Regions from separate parts of the Mus musculus genome. Here all the other regions are linked to region 2. Evidence: chromatin loops called from intact Hi-C (ENCODE). Cell type or tissue: left cerebral cortex. All regions are shown on one strand. Region 1 overlaps F13a1 (coagulation factor XIII, A1 subunit). Region 2 has its middle 34 kb from the start of Gm30489. Region 3 overlaps F13a1 (coagulation factor XIII, A1 subunit).

Region 1 (8,000 bases), 100 kb before region 2:
GCCAGAAGAATCCCATTGGTATCATAGGATATCTAATGTGCTCAATGAGACACAAAGGATGAAGAACCATTCTTGTTTGACTTGGTGTGGTCCTCAGTGTGAAAACTGATGATAGGAGAAGGTGGAGTTTTTAAGAGGCAGCACCTTGTGGATGATAACTAGGATATGTGATCCTAATTGACCTTGGAAGGGTTGGTACTGGTCTGTGGAGTGAGTCAATTCCTGGGAAAGCAGCTTATTATAAAGTAGGGCTGTTTTGCAAATAGGGCCCCTTGGGCACATGGCCAGTTCCCTTCCTGTTATGTCAGCACCATGCTGTTTGGATGCTCCAACCACTAATATTAAACTAAATCAACTAAATCTATTTTCTTTATAAATTTCCAAGCCTCTGTCATTCACATACAATAACAAAACCAGATTCAAACAGGAACAAAAGCAGGCAATGAAAAGTGATGGGCTTAACTCATATAATAAATATCACCCCTCATACAAACTTGGGCTTTATTTCCTGCCACCAAGTCTGGCCACCTGAGTTCCATCCTCCACATGGTAGAGGAAGAGAACAAACTCCTGTAACTTATCTGCTGATCTCCACTCATACGATTGTACCCACACAATGATAACTTTCTAAATTAAAAAATAAGGAGGATCACACTGGCTGCTGTGATGAGAAGCTCACAGAAGCAGGAATGGAGCTCAGAGGCCAGTTAGGATGCTGTAATCATCATCCAGCTGAAATGTAGTGGTCGTGTTGACAGTGCTAAGAACAAGTCCTGAAGATCGAGTCCACCTGATTGGCCTGTGCACATGAGAGGAAGGGGTGGATGAAACTCCATGAGTGAGAGGTGTGAAATGCCTTGGAATTCCTGTTACCTTCCAACAGGGTGGGAAACTCAGACTGGGTTTATATGGTTAAAGACATGAAGGTAACAGAACCTAGATCCTCCCATGGGCAAGGACATTGAACCAATGGGTGTGAACTGGGGCCCTGAGTGGAACTATAATTCATCACATCTCTCTACACCAGAAATAGAGCACAGTCCTTTTCCAACCTCACATGCACCCTTTCAATCTTCCTTGTCTCCTTAGCCCAACTAAAGGATGGACTCAAGCCATTCCCTGGCTGTAGAAGCAACACAACCAGACATGACAGCCTCACGCTTGCTCCTGGGCCTTCCGCATCATGACGGATTGTATCCAAAATAAACCTTTCCCCTGCAAATATTAAAAATGAGGGGATAACTCTATATGAGTTAATGGATTAAAATGATGTAATGTATTTCTCAATTGAGTCAATTCATGTAGGGACCAAACCTAAGCCCAAGTTGATTTTAATACAGCTCCATCAGTCAGACCACTCAGGGCTTGTCCCAGATCACTTCAAGGGAATTAGAACCTCATTCTTCTTTTGCAAATTTACTAATTAATGTAGGTAGGTGGCATCAATTGCATGCAATAAAACGCATGTTGCAATCTGAAGTCAATCCTAGTCTTTTGCAAAATCACACATGTCTGACCCTAAGCAAGCATCCTGCAGTGCCTCTACTGCAAGTAAAGTTTTCTAAGGAGAATGTGAGCAGACTTCAGATTGGTGATTAAAGGGAATGTGTAGGCTAGAGTCAGCTTGGGAGATTTGAATAACTTAAACCAACCAGTACCTTCAAAGGTGTTATCATTGTCACTTGGCTATATTTAGTTGCCTTTGCTTTTTGGAAGAGATGAGGCAGCTCCAGCCTGTGTCTCCCTTGGCTTTCCCCAGACACCATAAATGATGTTGGCAACCTCCCATCTCCACCACTCATACAGTGAAAATCTATTCCTCCTTCTCTTGCCGCGTTTAATAAACTTTATCTAGAACAATTTCTTGTGCGGTGGCACAACATGGCACTTATATAATGGACTATTTCAGGAGCAGTGTTCTCTGGGGCTCTGGTGCACAGTCCCATTTCTTCAGTGCTGTGATTGAGAGAATGGTCTGCCTCCAAGAAGAAGGGAGCCCTGGGGCTGAGACTATAAGTGGTGATAAGAACCCCTGCAAAGATGGGTACAAAGAAGATGCACAAGTCTTGCTGCCCTAAAGAAACCTAGTAGCCAAACACATTCCCCTAAGAAAAACCAGAAGACCACTGTTTATTATTATCCCTGGAAACATCAAGGGACAAAATGCACTGTCTCTAAGGACATACATACCTGGGCTCAGCCTACAGAACTGTCCTTTGGGCTCTAGAATCCTGGGCTATGGGAAATGGAGTCACAGAGTGAGCAAATGGACCCAGGCTACAGATACAACTCTGCATCCTCAGCCCCCATGGAGATTGAAAGAGGAATGAGACTACTTCCCATCCTCCATGCCATTCTGCAGGGCTTATTCTCTACCCTGAAAGCTAGCAGTAAGGTTTCCACACAGAGGTCTCTCCAGTCACAAAGAGGAGCGAGGGCACTCTATGCTCATTTTCTGCCATCTTGGGATTGCCTTGGCTCAGGTCAGAGCCTGCAAGGTTGAAGCTCCTAGGATTCACCTTTAATATCTCTGTTTACCCTTTCCATTTTACAGCAGCAAACACAATGCTTCGAAAGTTTGACAACTCTTTTCTGTAGTAAGACCCCACTGACTATTACATTTCCAGTGTATTCTTTCTTCACCCATGAGACAGGAGAGCTTGTCCCTGATTGACTCCTTGTATCTGTCTTTTGCTGTTTTTCCTGGTGACTTGTGTGCTAATGAGGGGAGGATGGGAGAGGGCAAGTGAGCCATATGCCATCTCGTCCAGGTCTTGATGTCCGCCTTGTTGGTTTTTCCTCCCTTCAGCCAAGAAAAAGGAGGTGCTGGTCAGAGCGGGCGAGTACATGAGCCACCTTCTAGAACAGGGCTTCTTGCACTTCTTCGTCACGGCACGCATCAACGAGTCCAGGGATGTCCTGGCCAAACAAAAGTCCATAATACTGACTATCCCCAAGATCACCATCAAGGTCAGTGAACATCTCATCTCAGACAAAAAAGGAGGGCAAAGTGCTTAGTCAGTAGCCAGATTGTGTGTGCATGTGTGGGGGGAGGAGGGGGTGTCCAAAAGACATAATGGAGCTAGGATCTTCCTGTTCTTTGAAAGAAGTAAAATATTCTATATATAGTCGCATGCATATAACACTCCTCTCCTTATTTAAATATATAGATGTGACTGCAGATATAAATATAACCTGTGGTATAAACACACTTGTGGAGGAAGATAAAGATGTGTGATGGAGACAGAGACTCAGAACTCTCTGTGTCTTCAGAATAAAGTGGGTCAGGCTTACAAACTACCTACACTGTCCCTTCTGCATCTGGGGCAGTAATGTCATTCACTGAGGTGTGACTGTATGCAGTAGGATGTGCAAGCTGAAGTGTAGAGCTGGGGAGCAGTAGCTGAATATACATATGCCGTTATAAGCACCAGCTAGATGAAAATATAGAGGATCCCCAGGTCTTCAGAGAGCTCCTTCCTGCCTTTATCCTGTTCACAGTCTACCCCACATACCAAGATGACACATTTTTCTGGCTTCTGTCACCATGGCTTGTTTTTTCCCACTTGGATCATGGCTTTAGTTGTACAGAGAGCACAGAGTTGGTTGTCCAGGTAGTACAGGGTATTTCTTCTCAAGTTGCTCATGGGGACTGGTAAAGGAAAGCCAGGGGAGTGGGTTACCTGCTTCTCAGCAGCGTAGGCTAGCTTCTGGTGGCATCAGTAGACAGCCTTACCAAGACCCCTTCCAAGCACTGGAAGCCAAGCATCTAGTGGTCACCTTGGAGAGTGGTATTATATGCCACCTGGATGTGGCCTTAAATAACTTCCCTGGTGTCTGGAGAGCATTTGTCTCTGAAAAGACTGAGTGATCAGTATAAATCCTCCTAACATGAAGTATCCTAAAGTAACCAAGTAATCTAAGTGGCCCCAGAGATGGGACACTGGGCAGGAGTGAGAGATGAGCTTTGTTTCTTATGAACCACTTTTTAAGCTAATGGCTATTGTGTGGCATTCAATATGGCTGCTCTGCTTGCTTATATACTGGACCCTGGCAGCTGCTATCAAAGTATCACATATATAACTGAGCTTTCAACACTCAATAAAACCTACAGGTAAGCAGTACAAATGTTTCTACTTTATATGTGAGAAAACTGAAGTGCAGAAGGGCTGTAAAACTCGTGCAAGATCGCATCATCATCAAGATGGAGAGCTAGGTCTCTAACCCCAGCAGTCCAGTTACAGAAGCAGAATGAGAATTGCCTCATCCACTTCTTCTCAAAATCTGGTTGTGTATAGATGGTACATGGAGCACCCCACAATGAGGCTCACGCAAAGCTGAATATGTATAGGGCCTATTGAAGAACAGAATGTCAGACCCTCTACCTCTAGGGAGGTTTATGTCATTCTCTCTCTCTTCTGTTCTTGAAATGCAGTCACTTACCATAGACCTGTTGTGATTGGTACTGTCTGCACAACAGGCCTGAAGAGGCAGAATGCAAATGAGGCTGAGGGAGAATCAGAATTCTGTAGGTAGAGTCAGAAACAAATGCTAAACAGGAAAACAGGGCACTTGGGTTACTCCAGGAGTGCCATCTTGCCCTGAGAGCATGAATTCATTAGCTGGGGGCACAAGGACCACAGCAGCAGGAGGCACACTGGCTCTCCATAGTCAGAGATCTTGAAGATGTCCCTTAGCCACATAGCAAAGGCATCTTTTGCTGCTCTGAGGGGGATGTAAGCAGAGCCTGTGCCCATGCTCAGATCTCTGCCTTTCCCACCAGAGACAGTTCTCATGTTCACCTCATTATGAAGCAATGGCTTGTCCCTGCCAAGATCTCAGGAGAAGCTTTTCCAAGCTGTGAAGTGTTCAGACCACAGCACAAAATAGAATTTAATTGCACCACTGATAATAAAATGTGTGTAGAGAAGAAACTGATACTTTTGATCTTTTGGGGTATTATTAATTAGAAAGGTTGGATTTTTTTTCTATCTTTTAAGATTCTTTGAGAGCAACTGAACTCCCCATGGCAGAATTACAGAGGTCTCATTCTGCATGCTAGTAGACCAGGGCAGGACTGGAACCAGGGTTGATTGGGTTCAGTTTGAGTTAATTTCCATGACAGAAGCAGGGGTTCTGGTTCTGTTGGACATTCAGAGTCAAGGCCATTTTCTGAGAAAGAAGATCTATACTGTCCAGGGCTAAGACTGGAAAAACTATAGATGAGACACTATCACACAAGCCCTAACCATTAACCCCACTAATTTCAAGGTTAAAGTAAATCCAAACAGGCAATGAGATGTGCCAGGGAAAGGGACTGCTCACCCTAATGCCACTCAGATATCACCCAGCTGTGACAGATCCGGATTTCAGAAACTGTGGGAATGGCACTAGGCACCTGTGACACTGGAGACATAGTAAAACAGAGCTGTATCCTTCAGAAGCCAGTTATGCACTGGGAGTGATGGGGAGGGCTCAGGAAGGGAAGGAAGGGGCTTGCTGTTGGGGGTACTGGAAAGATGGTAAGAAAATACTCTGTTGGACTGCAATGTGGGAGAGCACTTCAGAGAATTAAGTAAGATAAATGGCATAAAGCAGGAACTCCAAACACACTAAAAGTACAAAGCCCACAAGGGTTCCAAACACGTGGTCCAAAATTACCTGCAACATGTCACCTCATCAAGTGTTAGGAAAATGCTAGAATACTTTGTCCATCCCTCTGAAGCATGGATGGGCTCACAGAAGACTGAGTCTCTTACAGATGCTGTGCATGGATAAACCAGGCACAGGGTAAATGTGAAAGAGGTAGTTAGGAGGACAGATCCTTCCAGCTTCATTCTGCAGGCAAGAGGAGGAGGAGGAGGAGGAGGAGGAGGAGGAGGAGGAGGAGGAGGAGGCGGAAGCCAGCATGCTGACAGTAGTGGCAGCAGCTGAGAGATATTAAACACTGGAATTTTAGTAATGCCCTTGTATCATCTTATCTGAGAGATAGGTATTACTGTAACCTTCACTGGACAGAAACCCAGAGAAGTTAGTGCCTTATACAACAGTGACCAAACCATGAGCCCTGCAACCAAGGGAATTTAAAGCTGTTTTCTCCACAGGACACCCATGTAACCCTACCAAGTCACTGAGCCTCCCAGAGTCTGTTTTTCCACTGAAGTGAGAATGGCAATGGCAATTCTTTCATCATGGCATCCTTGTGTTGACTGGGCCAAGGATGTGTGATAACTATGTCACAGTGAACAGTTGGTACATGATTCTGGATGACTATCTCATGGACATACCTGATCAAGGAAGGACAGAAACCCCTCTCCCAGATCTCTCTTGGTGTGATGTGACCTTTGGGCCACATTGTTCTTCACACTGGGACTTTTATAGGCAGCATAGACAGGAAGGTTTGCGGGTTGCAAAGTTGGGAGATCACAGCTCTGATGAATTATCAAGAATTTAGACCAAGGGAATAGGCTGTCATCAATGAATGGTTATCATTCCACCATCAGAGATGGAGAGAGATACATGTAGGTACCAGAGAGACCATGGGGAATTGCTTGGAGGGTAGGGTAGATCACAGAAGTGGCTTTGTTTAGGGTAGAGGTTGGGAGCCAAGGAAGACTAAAGATAGGCTCAGCAGAGCATGTAGAGACATTTAGAGTTGAGTCTAGAATGTTTTGGATGAAGCTTTGTCATTGGCTCCATGAAAAAGACTTTGGTGAAAACTCTGCCTCCCAACAGTTATACAAAGTCTTGGCCCCAAAACATTGCCTTCTAAGACTCCTAGGTTTGATCCCAGCAATGTAGCTGCCTGAAAGCTAGAATCCAGATGTTCTCCAACCCCCTGCCACCCCCCCATCTTCCTTTTTAATGCAAATCTAGACATCCTGGAATGATACTAGATCTATCTATCTGAACCTAAGCTACATCCACCAAACTACATGGGTCAGTAGCCAGGTTCTTACATCATAATGGGCACATCTTGAGTTTCATTCATCCCCATGGCGATAGAGACTGGGTTTGAGTTAAATTTGTCCCTATTTAACTATGCCCAGCACCCACCCTTCATGAGTCATGGTGCGTGATCCTCATATGGGAAATGGCAGGGGGAGACACTCGTTAAACTTTAATGAGCATACATCTCTTTTTCTGTGCTATCAAAATATTTTGATGAGAAAAGTATATTTTATTAAAAGCAGACTTGGAATTTTTCTCTGCCTTTCCATGTGTTGATTGTCAAAAGCTGCTTTAAGTCTTGGGGGAAAAGGCTCCCTGGCATTTTAATTGTTCGTGAGCAGTTGCCATTTGGAGAAGAGGGGCCACAGAAGGAAGCAAGCTGGTCTGCAGACAGCACATACATTTTTCAAAGTGCTGTGACCCACAGCGTGTGAGCAGCGATTTAACAGGGTTCTGTGGTTCTCAACAATGAAGCTTCTTATTCCCATGCTCAAGATGGGCCGAGGCAACTGTGCAGGAAAGCGGGCAAGCCCAGTGGCATGGCAGGCTTCCAGACCCACATTCCCACCTAGAAGGCACTGAGCTAACAACAGCTTCACAGCTACCGTGGATGGTAAGAATAGGTCACATGAGAAGTGTCACTGCTGACCCCCACCCCCCGAATAAAATCAAGGGAAGGCCCCATCTCATCCAGCACTTATACCTACATAAGCTGTGCTCATCCATGCTCAGAGAGAGGAGTCTACCCACTCACCATCAGGCCCATAGCGTGATGAAAAGCTTCACCCCCTATGGAAAGGGAATACTTCCCTGTCTGGACAAGGTCCGTCATGATTCAACCCCATATCCATTTCATCTAACTCTAGATACTAACATAGTTTGTCTCAATAATTATCATATTTTTATGCTCCAACTAGAGCTTTTCATTTGATGCTATGATTCATGCTAAGATTGCCAGGCCATCTTCAAATCCTGACTCTGTGTGTCTCTGTAGTGAGGCAGGGAAGATAACAAGGTGAATTCTGGGGCCGTGTGCCTCCGGCATCCTG
Region 2 (8,000 bases):
AGGGGGACTTTTGGTATAGCATTGGAAATGTAAATGAGCTAAATACCTAATAAAAAATGGAAAAAAAATAAATATTCAGTATATACTAAAGTTTAAAAAAAAAAAAAAAAACAAATACAATCATAGAACATTTGGATACCCCTGTAACTTGGAAGCCATTATTGCCCCAGCAGGCACATCTTGGCTGGCAGGTCAATATTATTGGCATGGAGCATCCAGAGGTAGGTAAGATAATCTTTTTCTTTTCTCCTCCAGAAATCTGCATAGCACTTTCTAGTACTCTGAAATCTAGCCTTGTTCTGTTTGAGACTGATTTCTCTATACCTTGTAGTCAAAATGCATGATATCTCCTGCAACAGTGTCTTACTGGGTAGTTATGGTGAATAACCAAAGGCAATGCTAGTAGTCTGTGTCATTTCAGAGACCTCTGGAGCCTCTCTAACCAATAACTAATGGGAGATATCCCATTCCTTGTATTGTGATTACCATATAAGGGCCCCCAGGATCAATGTTATCCATTCATGCAGGGTAAGTCTGTTAAAGATTTTTTTCAAGTTGAAGTTTGAAGTTAGCTTGCTTACTAGCTTCTATAAGCTTTTTATACATCCTTATTTTTGGCTAGCTCACCTACTACTACTACTCCTCTCCCCATCCTCCCAACCACATCTCTGCTTAATTTTTAGTATCCCCCTCTCTGCTTTCTTTCCCTCAAAGTATGTTTTTAAGTTTGGTTGTGAAAGAGTAGAATTCTATATGGCTTTTCCTATACCTTCCTTTGGATTGGCCCTCTCCCTTACCCTCTGACCTCCCCCATACTCTACCTCTCTCTTTGTTTAAGCCTCCCAGCTTTCAGTATTCCACTTCTGTACTCTATTTTGTCTATACCTGACTATCCCCCTCCCTTACATTCCCCCCCTAAGAAGCCCCTCTCTACTTTCCTCCCTTCCACTTGTGCTTCAAGTTAAATATACAAAACAAAATTGAAAGCTAGTATCCACATATGAGAGAGAACAGATGGCATTTACCTTTCTGAGCCAGAGTTACCTTGTTTGCTATAATTTTTTTTTCAGTTCTATCCATTTACCTTTAAATTTTATGGTTTCATTTTTTTTACAGCTGAGTAATATTCCACTGTGTGTATGTGCCACATTTTTCTCATCCATTGACTTGTTAATGGACATTTCAGTTGACTCTATTTCCTAGCTATTGTGACTAAGGCAGAAATGAACACGATACTCAAGTGTCTCCATATTAGTATAAACAGTCCTTTGAGCACACGCTCGGAGTGGTATAGATGAGTCATTTGGCAGTTCTAGTTCTAGTTTTTTGAGAAATCTCCAGACTGATTTCCAAGCCATTGCCTGACTTTACACTCCCACCCATGCTGTCTAAGAATTTCTCTTCCCACACATCCACAACAGCATTTGTTGTTATTTGTGTTCCTAGTGATGGCCATTCTGACTGGGGTAAAGCCAAGATCTTAAAGTAGTCTTAATTTCTATTTCCCTAGCAGCTAAGGATGTTAAGCATTTTGAGATACCAAAAGTCAACACTGGGGAAAAGACATCATCTTCCAAGAATGGAGCTGGGAAAATGGGGTTTCAACCTACAGACCAATGAACTAGATCCTTATCTCTCGTCCCGCATGAAACTTAGCCCCCCCACCAAAAAAATAAGTAAATCAAGGGTCTCAACATAAGATCAGATTCCCTGAAACTGCTAGGAAAAAAAATAGTAGGGTGTAAGGTGAGTGCTTCAACTTATAGGCAAAGGTAAAGATATTCTGAATGAGACTCCAGAGGTGCAGGAAATATGGTAGATAATCAAAACGTGTGATCTCATGAAACTAAAAAACTTCTGTGCAGTGAAGGAAACTGTGAAGTGAGTAGGGAGGCAGCCAACAGCATGGGAGAAAAATCTTTATCAGCTATTCATTTGACAAAAGAATATACAACAAACTAGAAATACCTACATACTAACAAAATAAGCAGCCTAATTAAAACATGGGGCTAAGAGAATTCTCAAAAGAAGAAATGTTTGAAATTCTTCATAATTTTTCTCAATTCCACACTCATTGACTGTTGGAACATGGTGCAAGAATGCGTGGAGATTTCTGAATTCCTGAGAGAAAGCTCCAAGAAACCAAGATGAGAGTCTTAAGACCTTGGCTTCTTCAAAACATGAAATTATTCTTAGATTGTTCTTTTGCACCCTTCAGAGGTGTAATGAATAAGAGTGAGTTTGCTTCAGATTATTCATTATAACTGGCTATCATTACTTGTTTATATGCCTCTATTGAAAAACTTTTGTAAACAGTGTTTGTTGATGTTGTTTTGCTCTATGCAGCTTGTCCACCATTTGAGGTTTGTCCTTGAGATTGAACGCCTTGCTAGTAATGTAACTCTTTTTAACACTCAGAGTATAAATCGTCTGATGCTCTGAATAAAGTTGGCTATGGCATAAGACTTTAGTCTGCCTCATTGATCGGCTCCATTCTCCCTGGACCCATTACCTCTAGGGCGGTAAAACAACTGATCCTCCAGCAAGCATCTTGCTTATGTTTAATCAGACATAACAGGGGCCAGGACAGGGCTTGCTTGTGCAAAGTAAGTTCCATTCATTTCCTAGTCGACATCTAACCTAGCCAAGACCCACTGCCAAAATAGCTTTCCAATAAGAGAGTGGAGCCTACATCTTCATTCACTTTCTTATTATGAAAATGCAATTGAAGAGAAATTCCTGAGACACACTGATTGCTTTTCAGAAAAGCCAAACCAAGCGAGTTTTATCTAATAGAGGCAGGATGGTTTTTTACCACATGAGCTGTCTTTTGCTGCTGTTGCTTTCATTTGTTTTTTGAGACAGGTTCTTGAACTGTATCACAAGTTAGCCTAGAACTCATTATGTAGCCCAGACTAGGCTCCAACTAGCCAGGCTCCTCCTGCTCCAGCCTCTCAAGTGCTGGTTTTATAGGTGTTGAATTACCATGTCCAGCTGAGTAGTCAAGGTGTTTGTTTGTATTTAATCTTTTATAAGTGAAATGCAAAAAAATTGCCTTGGCTTAGAATAGGAGGATGACCAAGGAAACAAAGATGACCTTAGCAACAGAGTCACAGGACTCCTTAAATTCTGTGTTACCAGAATTCGTTCATTAGTAACCATTTGTGTGCCTAGTCTGTCAATTTTTTACATTTTAATTGTTTTGCCTGCTTGTATGTCTATGTACCAAGAGCAGGCCTGATGCCCAAGGAGGCCAGAAGAGGACTCTGGAGTCCCTGGAACTGGTATTACAGAAGGTTTCCAGGCACCATGTGGGTGCTAGGAACCAAACCCCGGTCCTCTGCAAGAGCAGCCAGCGCTCTTATATCCTGACCCCAGTCTCTGTATTTAAATGGTTTTTAATTATATTAGAAGTTACAGGCATGTAACTGTAACAGCTAATATACAATGTATTACTAGTGAAGTGAGCCTTTACTTCTCAATGGAGAAGGAAATAGAGAGGAGGGTGAGCAACAGTTTCAGAGATGTAAACATTCTTTCAGATGTTACAGTCTTCCTGAACTCTCACTTTCACACCTGCCAGCCCATATCTTTCTCTTTCTTCTGGTTCTCTCCACTGCAGTCTGATCGCTGAGAGTCTAGGACTATATAGAGATTTTTATCTCCATACACTTCAAGGGTGCCACAGCAGCAGAGTTCATCTGCAAAAATTAAAAAGCAAGCCCTCTCCCCTTTAGAGTGAGTCCGTGACATTTCTTTCCAGCTGAGCTGGACTTTGGAGGGTTTCCAAGCTTGTTTTCCAGCCTGCAGAAGCCTGATGTTCGAGAGGAAAGAGACTGGTTTCTTCCTAGTCAGTGCAGCTAACTTGACCCTACCTGAGAAAGCCTCCTGGATCTGAGGTCTGCGTTGGACTTAAGGCCCAACTCTCTCAACTTTAACGATCTGCCTCGCGGTATTTAACTCCCGCTTGCTCAGACCATTTGATGAGCGATTGGGTATGAAAAGTGTGGAGCAGAGACCATGCACAATGGCTCCTCTCTGGGAACCATTTTGATGCAGCCTTTTGAAATATGCAGAGTTCATGGAGAAACTTAAGTGGGACCTTCGTAAGTAGTGACAGTACACAGAGACAGGGGCTTGGGGGAAGCCAGAGCATCTTCATAGAGCCAGGGACTCGGCCTTGATCTGTAGGCTCTTATTTCTAGGCATCTCCAACTCCAGGGTCTGGGTCCAAGCACAGCAGGAAGCAATCTAAAAGCAAGGTTCATATCCTGGCATTTGAGCGATGAAAGTCATTTCAAGAAATTTCTCTCCTCCTAGGAGAAAAAAAATCAGTGCAGTGACCTCTACCCTTGAAATCTAGAATCTGAATTAAGAATGTTTCTTTTTAAAATAATTCTCTACTTTTCTCATTCCCCATGTTTGTTGATAAAGAAGGGTAAATATTTTTGTATAGCTCACACACAAAAACACCATCGCAAATATCTCCTCGGCAAACCATGTTTTCACTCATAAGTAATTCCTATGGAAAGGCAAGAAAGGAAATTTTCAAGAGAATGTTAAATATATAAATATGCTGTGCTCTGCTATAATATACATTGTTATAGTACATATGTAATAGTATATAACATACAGATAAATACATAGGCAAGTACAGAGATGCAGTGCCCTCTACTGGTCTAACTGAATGTGCTTTTAACCTCTTCCTGGAAATGGGTAGTTTAACTTCCCTTCAAAGGGCTAAGGAAGCCAGAGCACAGCCTGCTATGTGGCTCTGCTTCAGCCTAGGTGACACTTCTCAAGCTTATAGCAGTAAGCAAAGCCTCTTTGCACAAATATTGTCTTCATAAAGCTTGCTCACTCTGCTCAGCTTCCTTTTACTCATGTTCAAAGAACTATTCAAATTCACTCTAGAGCTGTCTGCACATGAGCTACTCTCCATGGTCTCTAGAAGACCACACACAACACAAATTAAGAGGAAATTTGACTGACTGATTGATCTGAGCCATCTAAGCAAAGATCCAGACTTTGCAACTCCCATACAGAAGGCAAACCTCCCTTATGGTATATGATTTGAACTAATCAGATGTAATTTTTAAAACCAAGCAGTATCCTCATCCAAAAAGACAGTTTAAGAGTTTATGCAAGGCCTACGCATCTGTGGAAAACATCTTGGATCCCAGACTCCACCGAGACTACTCTGCACAGGTAAGAGTGTGGACTACAGAAACTAACAGCTTCTGGGACAGGCAGGAGCCACAGAGCTTCTGAGGCAGCCCCCTTTTCGGGCTCCAGACATCCAGGCAACTTCCCTGCCAGAGGATAGGTGTCTGCCCCGCCTGGGAGGGTTTTGCCTGAGCATCTGCGGGAGACATCTTGGCTCCCAGATTCCACCGAGACTAGTCTGCACAGGTGAGAGTATGGACAACATAAGCTAACAGCTTCTGGGACAGGTCCTGTTTCGGGCCTTCATCTTCTGCCAGAAGGCAAGTCTGAACGCCAGATATCTGTGCACCTTCCCTGTAAGAGGAGAGCCTGACTGAAGAGAGTACTCTGAACACTGAAACTCAGGAGAGAGCTAGTGTCCCCAGTCTGCTGGTAGAGAATAACAGAATCACGAGAGGAACAAGCTCTAACCAGAGACAACTATAACAACTGACTCCAGAGTTTACCAGATGGCGAAAAGCAGACTATTTAGACTGAGATTTTAGGGTCACTTATATATACTATCATATCATCTGCAAAAAGTGATATTTTGACTTCTTCCTTTTCAATTTGTATCCCCTTGATCTCCTTTTGTTGTTGAATTGCTCTAGCTAGGACTTCAAGTACAATGATCAATAAGTAGGGAGAAAGTGGGCAGCCTTGTCTAGTCCCTGATTTTAGTGGGATTGCTTCCAGCTTCTTGCCATTTACTTTGATGCTGGCTACTGGTTTGCTGTAGATTGCTTTTTATCATGGTTAGGTATGGGCCCTGAATTCCTGATCCTTCCAAGGCTTTTATCATGAATGGGTGTTGGATTTTGTCAAATGCTTTCTTCGCATCTAGCGAGATGATCATGTGGTTTTTGTCTTTGAGTTTGTTTATATACTGGATTACGTTGAAGGATTTCTGTATTTTGAACCATCCCTGCATGCCTGGGATGAAACCTACTTGGTCAGGATGGATGATTGTTTTGATGTGTTCTTGGATTTGGTTAGCGAGAACTTTATTGAGGATTTTTGCATTGATATTCATAAGGGAAATTGGTCTGAAGTTCTCTATCTTTGTTGGGTCTTTTTGTGGTTTAGGTATCAGAGTAATTGTGTCTTCATAGAACGAATTGGGTAGGGTACCTTCTGCTTCTATTTTGTGGAATAGTTCGTGAAGAAATGCACTAAATAGAGAGAGAATATTAAAAGCAGTAAGGGAAAAGGGTCAAGTAACATATAAAGGCAGGCCTATCAGAATTACACCAGACTTTTCACCAGAGACTAAGAAAGCCAGAAGATCCTGGACAGATGTTATACAGACACTAAGAAAACACAAATGCCAGCCCAGGCTACTATACCCAGCCAAACTTTCAATTACCATAGATGGAGAAACCAAAGAATTCCACGACAAAACCAAATTCACACACTATCTTTCCACGAATTCAGCCCTTCAAAGGATAATAACAAAAAAAAAAATACAAGGATAGAAACAAGGTCCTAGAAAAACCAAGAAAGTAATACTTCAACTAACCTAAAAGAAGACAGCCACAAGAACAGAATGCCAATGTTAACAACAAAAATAATAGGAAGCAACAATTACTTTTCCTTAATATCTCTTAATATCAATGGACTCAACTCCCCAATAAAAAGATATAGACTAACAGACTGACTGCACAAACAGGATCCAACATTTTGCTCCTTACAGGAAACCCATCTCATGGAAAAAGACAAACACTACCTCAGAATGAAAGGCTGGAAAACGATTTTCCAAGCAAATGGTCTGAAGAAACAAGCTGGAGTAGATTCTAATATCTAATAAAATCGACTTCCAACCCAAAGTCATCAAAAAAGACAAGGAGGGGCACTTCATACTCATCAAAAAAAAAAAAAAAAAAAAAAAAAAAAACTTCCAAGAGGAACTCTCAATTCTGAATATCTATGCTCCAAATACAAGGACAGCCACGTTAATTAAAGAAACTTTAGTAAAACTCAAAACACACATTGCACCTCACACAATAATAGTGGGAGACTTCAATACACCATTTTCAACAATTGACAAATCATGGAAACAGAAACTAAACAGAGACACAGTGAAACTAACAGAACTTATGAAACAACTGGATCTGACAGATATCTACAGAACATTTTATCCTAAAACAAATGGATATACCTTCTTCTCGGCACTTCATGGTACCTTCTCCAAAACTGACCACATAATTGGTCACAAAACAAGCCTCAACAGATACAAAAATATTGAAATTGTCCCATGCATCCTATCAGATCACCATGGACTAAGGCTGATCTTCAATAACAAAATAAATAATAGAAAGCTAACATCCACGTGGAAACTGAACAACACTCTTCTCAATGATACCTTGGTCAAGGATGGAATAAAGAAAGAAATTAAGGACTTTTAGAGTTTAATGAAAATGAAGCCACAACATACCCAAACTTATGGGACACAATGAAAGCATTTCTAAGAGGAAAACTCATAGCTCTGAGTGCCTCCAAAAGGAAACTAGAGAAAGCACACACTAGCAACTTGATAACACACCTAAAAGCTCTAGAACAAAAGGAAGCAAATTCACCCAAGAGGAGTAGACGGCAGGGAATAATCAAACTCAGGGGCAAAATCAACCAAGTGGAAACAAGAAGAGCTATTCAAAGAATCAACCAAACGAGGAGCTGGTTCTTTGAGAAAATCAACATGATAGATAAACCCTTAGCCAGACTCACTAGAGGGCACAGGGAAAGCATCCTAATTAACAAAATCAGAAATGAAAAGGGAGACATAACAACAGATCCTG
Region 3 (8,000 bases), 220 kb before region 2:
ACAGAAATGCTGGCATCACGTGGATGTGCTCACTCTGATGGAGGCCCCCCAACTGCAAAACTAGGGAAAACTCAGGATGTTTGTTTTACGTTGGAATTGAGGAGGTCAGTTCATTGTATACAGCTCAATAAAGAAGTGAGTTTAACTAACCTTGGCAGCAGAGCGCTATGGAGATGCCAAAGCAGTAGGGCAAACTTGATCCTTGACTACAACATCCAAACTCCCCCCCCAAAATACCCTCCCCTTTTCTTTATAAGTTAACTTTCTAAGGTGTTTTGTTGCAGAGTATGAAGCTAAATAAACACTGATTAAGAACATAATTTATATGAATGGTTAAAGAACATAATCTATATGAATGGTCTTTCATGCTAACAACAAACTAGAAATGAGAAAACCAGAACCAGGCAGGGCAATAATAACCACCACTGAAATTTGGGGACCAAAGTTCACAGGGATTCAGTAACTTATTTGAGGAAATAGGCAAATGATTTTTATAGATGTTTCTCAGAAGAGATATGAATGGCCAACAGACATATGAAATATATTCTTTATTTATAATTACCAACATAATGCGATTTAAAACCACAGTCTGTATCTACCACCTGTTAGAATGGTGATTATTTAAAAAAAAATTGACCAATGACTATTGGTGGTAAGGACATTGAGAAAAGGGAGTTCCTATCTTGACATCATTTGGTGTTGAACACTAATATAGAAGTGCAAGCTAAATAAACCCTTTGCTCCCAAATTTGCTTTTGGGTCATGGTGTTCCAACTTGGCAATTGAAACTCTAAGACAACCAGCACCTACATCTTAGTATCCAAGGCCCCGCTGCATGTCTTCTCATCCTACATCTTAGTATCCAAGGCCCCGCTGCATGTCTTCTCATCCACCTTAAGAAGAGTTAAAAATGGTTATCCACACCTTTGGCTATCCTCACCTCTCTCACTATCTAGCGGCACTTTCTAGTCTTTCCACCCTCTTCTATAATGAGTCGTTCTCCATCTTGATCTTTGTCTCTTTCTTGTTGTTATTACCCTTGTATGCACATACGTACACACACAAAAAAAACCCCACAAAGACACATGCACACATACACACACAAACACAAAATCTCTCTCTCTCTCTCTCTCTCTCTCTCTCTCTCTCTCTCACACACACACACACACACACACACCCTGTAGGCATACATGTCTATGCATCTCAGCCAATAAACACAAGAGATTCTCCATCTTCACAGGGAATGTGGTCCTGGGTGACACTCTGAGAGGTGAGATGCTTGCTAAGCAAAGTGAAGGTCTCAGGATATCAGAGTCACCAGTGAGTTCTACATCCCATACGCTGTATGTAAAGCACATGCAGGAAGAATGGTAGTGGTTAGAATGAGATTTCACCTGTACCTCCCTCCATCCCTCTTATTTTCCCCTCTCCTCTCTGATCCTCTAATCTGACCTCACCCTCTCCCCTCTCTCTATCTCTAAGCCCCAGTCTTTCTGTGATCCCCTGTACTTGTGAATTCATAAGCGTGGCTCATTCGTACCCACAGAATTGAAACTGTACTTGGTTAGGAAGTTGTAATCTGAACTGAGGTGTGATGTGGTGCAGGCACCACTGGATGTTCCCTATAATTCTAAAGCATCTTGCCAATATGAAGTGAGGGCTGAGAAAAGTGGGAAAAGATACCTAATGAAAACTAATGTTCCAACCATCACACCTTGGTCTTATGGCTCCCATCTGAAAGGAGGCGTCATGTAAGTGGATAGAAAACTCACTAAAGCAAGGCACTAAGTGGACTAATTATTCATCACCCTTGCCCTCTGGTTCCTCCCTGAGTGTGCTGCAAGGATTGATGGAGGATAACCTGAAGCTCTTTCAACCGCTTAGTGATAGTTGCTTGCTAATAAGATGACCCAATTACCAGCCTTATTCTGAGCATTGCAAGTTCATAGGCAGCTGCATCTCCATGGTGTTTCTTACAGGAGGACAACCCACATAAAGTGCCACTATAGCAGCAGCCAGACTGCCTGCTCGAGATGAGCTATAAATAGCTGGGCATGTCTTTGGCTAGCTTCACCTCTCAGGATATCAGCCCCCTTTCTTGTCTTTCCTCCTCTTTCTGTAATGGGTCACTTTCCATCTCTGACTCCCCACTCTTTCCTGTCCTCACTCTCATGCGCATAGACATGTGTGCCAGGCATAAATGGTTATGAATTTTTCTACTGAATGAGGGAGGAATGAGTCGCTGCTTGATGATGGGTTGAACTAGCCTATCTGTTTAAAAGGATTTCTTTAGCCTTCCAGGCATCCAGGATCAGGGCTCTGGACCTGCTTCCCTGACTAAGGCTAAACATTCTCTTGGCCACTGCTCTTTTATTTACCATCCTAAAGGTTAAACACAGGGCTTTGTGTAGACCAGACAAGCACTCTTCTGGGAGTTCCATCCCCAGCCCTTGATTGGCTCTTTGAAAGTTTCTTAGCTAAACTACAGGAGAGCTTGTGGTGGTTCCTCCAGTCTCACAATTTACTTTCTGTCTACTGCTATTTACCAGCCTTCATAAGATCACAGCTAATGCATTGTTCAGTGAATTGGTGTGGCACAAAGTCCTACTGCATTCTGCATTCTGGCGTCTCATAGTGTGCATGTATGTATAACAGAAGTTTAGCAAGCTATGCTAGCTCTATTTAGCTTGATTGAAGTTAATTTACCTTTAAGTGACAGGTAAGAATTGCACATTTTCCTAGGGGATAGAGTAATGTTTGAGTACATGTACACAGTGTTGAATATCCACTTCACACACAGATCATCTGTCTTTTCAAACCTACTTCTTCGTGATGACAACATCCAAATCCTCTCTTTGACAAATTTCATTGTCACAATACATTGATTTTGGCTATAATATCATCCAAAGCATTTCACCTATTCACCTGTCTCTTTGTCTCCATTAGTCAATCTCTATATTCCTCCTTGTTCTATCCCTCCCTAGGCCCCAGTAACCAGGATTATATTCTACTTCTGTGAGCTTAGCTTTTTCTATTCTGAGTGACTTCATGTCTTATCTGTATTACCATATCTGGACACTTATTTAAAATTATGAATCTAAGCCCATTGGTATTTTTGGAAATGCCAGGGTTTCACTCTTTCATCACTAAATATTATTCCATTGAACATATGAATTATTTTAATTTTTCCTTTTACCAACAGTGTTGTGAACACTGATGGAAAGAATGTAAAGGTACAAATGGTTGTTGTGCATACCGATCTCATGTCCTTGAGTGCACACTGGTATTCTAAACCTGTCTTTAGACCAATGGTTCTCAGCTTTTGGGTCATTCCAACCCTTGGGTGGATGACTCTTTCACAGGGGTTACCATCTGAAAACACAGATATTTACATTATGATTCATAACAGCACTAAACTTACAGTTATGAAGTAGCAACACAAATAATTTTGTGGTTAGAGATCACCACAGCAGGAGGAACTGTATTAAAGGGTCACAGCATTAGGAAGGTTGAGAACCACTGCTTAGGAGTCAGTTCCAGACAGAGTAATAGGAATTCTGGAAACAGTTACTCAATAGTTAACAGGCTAGCAGTCTGGAAGGAGACTGCAGGCAAAAGCTGTCGAGTAAAGTCTCAGACAAGGCAGGTAGGTCTAGAGAAGAAAGTTGAGGAATTAGGAGTGTTTTTTGAGGGTAAGAGCCATGACTGGCCTGTATGTGTGAAGGGGTTTGTTCATGAAAGCCAAATGGCTTGTTCTCCAATGTACACTAGCTTTAATAGAAAAAAAAATTCCTTCATGGATTAAAGCCCCTTTCTATATTCAGAGCTTAGGCAGGATGCACTCTCCAGGCACAGAGATGGAGGTCAATTCTAGATAGCCTGTGAGCACCGAATCTCCATAATGAAGCCAGTCTGCTAATGGTTGGTAACTTATTTTCTGATTTCTGGTGATGGGCTGGGACATCTGGATTCTCTACATAGCACATTATTATCCTCCCCAAACATCCATTTCATTGTGTTAGAGTCCAATGCAAACCTAGAAAAACTTTTATTAAATGATCAGAATCTTATTAACATGATCAAATCCAATTAAGTCACCATTAGTTTTCAAGAGCATTTTGAATCAGCTCAAGAAAACGTGCAGGCCTCTGTAGAGACAAGAGTTAAAGAGATTTTGCCAGGACCTGTTTCTTCTACAGACTAACCAAAGTGCCTCTGGGAAGGCTCTAGAAGGGAGAGATAGACAGCCTATCTAGAAATATAATTTCCTGCTTGGAGCTGCGAAAGAAAACGTAAATTTCAAAACAGGTTTCTGGAGGAGATATGTAAAATGATAATAAGATGAGTTATAATAAAATCAAGTATTTAATCTTAAGCATTCATTTAAATGGAAAGCAGACATTATGTTCATGAGTCATAACTTGAGCAGCTGTTGTCATCTGCCTAGCCTGTGCTCATGTAGAGCTTCAGCTCTGTGTATGACGAAACAGGAAGTGCTCCCAGAACGGCAGGCTGAGTTCATCTATTGTGAGTATGCTCTGCATGGAGATATATTGACAGCAGTTTCTCTAATTCAAAGAGAAGTCCCTGTGACAGTAGCTAGTCCTTTTCTGTCAGCTCTTGCTCATACATTTACTCAAACTGGCTCTTTCCGATGACTGGCTGCAGCTCTGGAGAAAGCAGCATCCTAAAAACACATGACCACTTGATGAGGGAATGTGGAGAGACAAAGTGAAAAGTGTAGAGAGATGGCACAAGGGGCAGGAAAGGTTGGGTGCCATGAGTCAGTGGTGACTAAAAGATGATGCTGAAGGTTGAATCTGTAGTCAAGGCAGAAGGGAGGAGTTGAAAGAGGAGACGGGTCCAGAGTCAACTGTCTGATGAATTAACAGGATTAGCCATGCTGATAAGCATGTTTCTATAAATACTTTAACACCCATTGCTGCTCATAGGTAAAGCTGATGTCCATCACAAGGTACATTTCATGAAGTAACAACATAATACTTTTATACACAAATTATACATAATACACAAAATTATAGTCGCTTTCCCCACCATACATATTTTGCATGTATAGAAATTGTCTGCACACAATAAGGACTTTAGATACCCTCCCACATAAGGTTAGCCAGGATCTGACAGAATTGAATGGAACATGATCTGGGACACAAGGAGAGTCTAGGATGGGTGTTGGAAATGCTGGCATACAGAAGAATTAAATGTATTGTCCTTAACAACCCTAAGATATATGTGTATGAAATCAGGGAAGTTTCTAGAAATCTAGAGGAATATGTCAGGGGGCAGAGAGTGGAGAGAGAATCTTATAGTGAACAATATGGACACATTCCCAAATGTATGAAAACTCTGTTTCTATGAGAGAAAGAAAGCATCAGGAGCCAGGAACATTTGATTGGATAGGGTGTATCATTGGTTGGCCTTAGAATTGCATGGTGGCTAAATTCATCAGAGGTCAGATAAAGCTGAGATCCTCATTAAAGATGAAAACATGTAGAGAGGAGAAAACCTACCTATAAGGACTGGTTTCCTGAGCAAACTGGAATGGAGCTAGGAAATGAATCCATCAAGCACTGGAGATGATATATGGATCCTTTCCAACCTCTTCACAGTGGAGACAAGAGGCTCAAGCTCCTTCTGCCTTCTAGTAAAGAGCCAAGCCAGCCTCTGCACCTGTCTGAGATATGCAGGGTATGCAGGTGGCTGTAGACACTCAAGATTCTGGGTGGAGGTTGGTTGGTTTAGCTAGTAGAAAACATAAAAAGATAACTTGCAGGGAAAATAGGCCTCACTAGTAGGAACTACCAGAAACTTGGAGAAAACAAGGGGATAAATGGGCCCAATCACATGCCTCTGAGGCTCTAACACTGTGTAGTCTGACTACAGGAGGCACGTGCAATGGCATATGGATATCCAGAGACCAAACACTATTGTCCAAGCCTCTAAATTAGTCGTTCTCAACCTTCCTAATGCTGTGACCTTGCAATATAGTCCCTCTTGCTATGGTGACCCACTCAACAACAAAATTATGTCATTGTTACTTTATAACTATAATTTATAACTGCTGTTATAAATCATAACGTAAATATCTGATATGCAGGATATCTGATAGGCAACCCCTGTGGGGTTCTCAACCCACAGACTGAAAACCACTACTTTAAAGAATTGCATGGAGCTTGTTGAGTAGTTCAAGCCACAAACTTCATCTGACCCAGTCTTCCCTAGCAAAAGTAAATGTCTCCACATGTCATCTCCCCAAAGCAGCCACATTACAACTCATTCCAAGAAAGTTGGTGTCATCTGATAGTAGTGACAAGAGTTTGACATATTCTTAACCTTTTAATATCTGTGAGAGTAATTGTACTGACTCTCATTTCATGTTTATACTTTGTAGGCAAGAGTGACTTAACCACACTAACCTGCCAGAGTGTGGTTATATTTACTACATAGGATGTGAGGAGAGCACAGGGTTCTTCACATTCCGTAGACACTGCCTTATTAAAGGATCTTTTCAGATGTCAGGCCCATGGTCCAGTCATGAATATTGGGATAATCCAATAATCACTATCTGTGTTTCCCATGGTTCCTCACCAAAAGGAGAAAATAGATGTGATGAGCTCAGACTAAGTATAGTACAAGCAAGGCAACAAACTGGAGATCTTTAGTGTGAGAGCAAGAGATGGTTTGGAGAAGCAAGATGAGATAGGTTATGGACTAAATGTATGTGTTCCCTCCAACTCTTATATTGATATTCTATCCCCCAGTGTGATGGTATTTGGAGATGGAGCTTTTGAAGATGATTATGAGGGTGGAACATTCTTGAATGAAGTTAGTGCCCTGCCCAGAAAAGGACAAGACCAGACATACATATTTTCTTTCTTTGCCAATCACACAGGGACATAAAGCGAAAATACCATGAATCAAGAAGTTGACCCTCACTGGGAACTAAGTGTCCCAGCACCTTGATCTTTAAGATCTCAGCTTCCAGAAGTATGAGAAATATTCTTCAGTAGTTTGAGTCACCCAGGCTACCGTATTTTGCTACAGTTGCCAAGCTGATGAATCTCAGCATCAAGGACTGAGATGTTGGGCCCTTCCTGTAGTCAGGTAGCAAGGTGTATGACACCTCACACTGTGGCAGTGAGTGGCCTGCAGAGAAAGGCATCAGCAGGACTTTATTTGGGGGGAGAGGGTACATTCATTTTCACAAAGCTCTCAGCCCTTGCAATAGAGGCACTGGGCTTTGTGTTTGCACCATCTTAAGAACTGATGCTATTTTAAGTTCCCTTTCCTTGTCTGGGAAAAATAGAAAAGAAGCATGCCTTTCTCTCCCAGTCTCATAACTGGCTCCCCACAGCAAAAGCCACACTTGATACTCCACACCTTAAAATTAACTTGACAGTTCCCTCTAGGTTGAGCAGAATGTTAGTGGCCAGATAGACAAGAGCCTCTAATATTCTGAAGCAATTAATTTCATAAAAGAAATGAAAAATGTTTCTGTGACTAAAGTGACAGGAACGAGGTGGTGGGGACAGCAACGATGGCATTTTCCATCCAACAGCTTACTTATTTGTACATCAGACTCCCAAGGGAGAGGAAATGACACATTGCCTCCAGGATCTCATTTCAACCATCTCAATCTTCCCCAACTCTTATATTTGTGAAACAAATTGCTTTAAACATGTCAAAGACACTTGAGTGTTAGCCAAATTTTAAAAATAAAGATGATTCACAAAGACAGCACTTGTGTTTGTAGACTTCAAGATAAAATTTTGAGAAGACAAAAACCACAGCCAGATTGTTTAGGGTGTAGACACAAGGTAATAAACCTTAGAAGTTAAAAAAGGAATTCCCCTCACACCTTATTTCTGCTAGATTTAATGACAGCCCTGCATTGTGGGTGATCACTCATCTCTGTTTGGGGGAAATGATCAGTTACCACTCACACATTGAGTCCTCTGCCCCTGGGTATGGTCTGTGTACTC

Evidence for each region. A loop is a pair of places that touch in the nucleus more often than their neighbours do. Peaks named below come from ENCODE experiments on the same cell type or tissue, not always from the same donor. Only the 100,000 strongest peaks of a DNase experiment are listed, where the experiment ranks them.
Region 1: it touches region 2 in a loop (3-fold over the local background); 3 of 42 quality-filtered maps call a loop at or near these places.
Region 3: a loop joins it to region 2, with 2.2 times the contacts of the local background. A loop is called at or near these places in 3 of 42 quality-filtered maps.

The regions. Positions count from the first base shown.
Region 1 is chr13:36,887,776-36,895,775 of GRCm38, reverse strand. F13a1 (coagulation factor XIII, A1 subunit) reads left to right here. Exons shown (of 15, transcript NM_028784.3): 13 at 2,810-2,970. All of the region lies in intron 2 of Gm30489 (a long non-coding RNA gene), which reads right to left. Among named protein-coding and RNA genes, the nearest start is that of Gm30489, 68 kb to the right of the region's middle. In left cerebral cortex, no CTCF peak of the experiment used is centred here; DNase peaks (open chromatin) are centred at 3,360, 3,912, 4,784, 7,442 and 3 more places; H3K27ac peaks cover 2,079 bases.
Region 2 is chr13:36,786,243-36,794,242 of GRCm38, reverse strand. No RefSeq gene overlaps it. Among named protein-coding and RNA genes, the nearest start is that of Gm30489, 34 kb to the left of the region's middle. In left cerebral cortex, a CTCF peak has its summit at 4,682 (motif pointing left); DNase peaks (open chromatin) are centred at 1,415 and 4,674.
Region 3 is chr13:37,007,440-37,015,439 of GRCm38, reverse strand. All of the region lies in intron 3 of F13a1 (coagulation factor XIII, A1 subunit), which reads left to right. Among named protein-coding and RNA genes, the nearest start is that of Gm30240, 22 kb to the right of the region's middle. In left cerebral cortex, no CTCF peak of the experiment used is centred here; DNase peaks (open chromatin) are centred at 2,074, 4,468 and 7,318.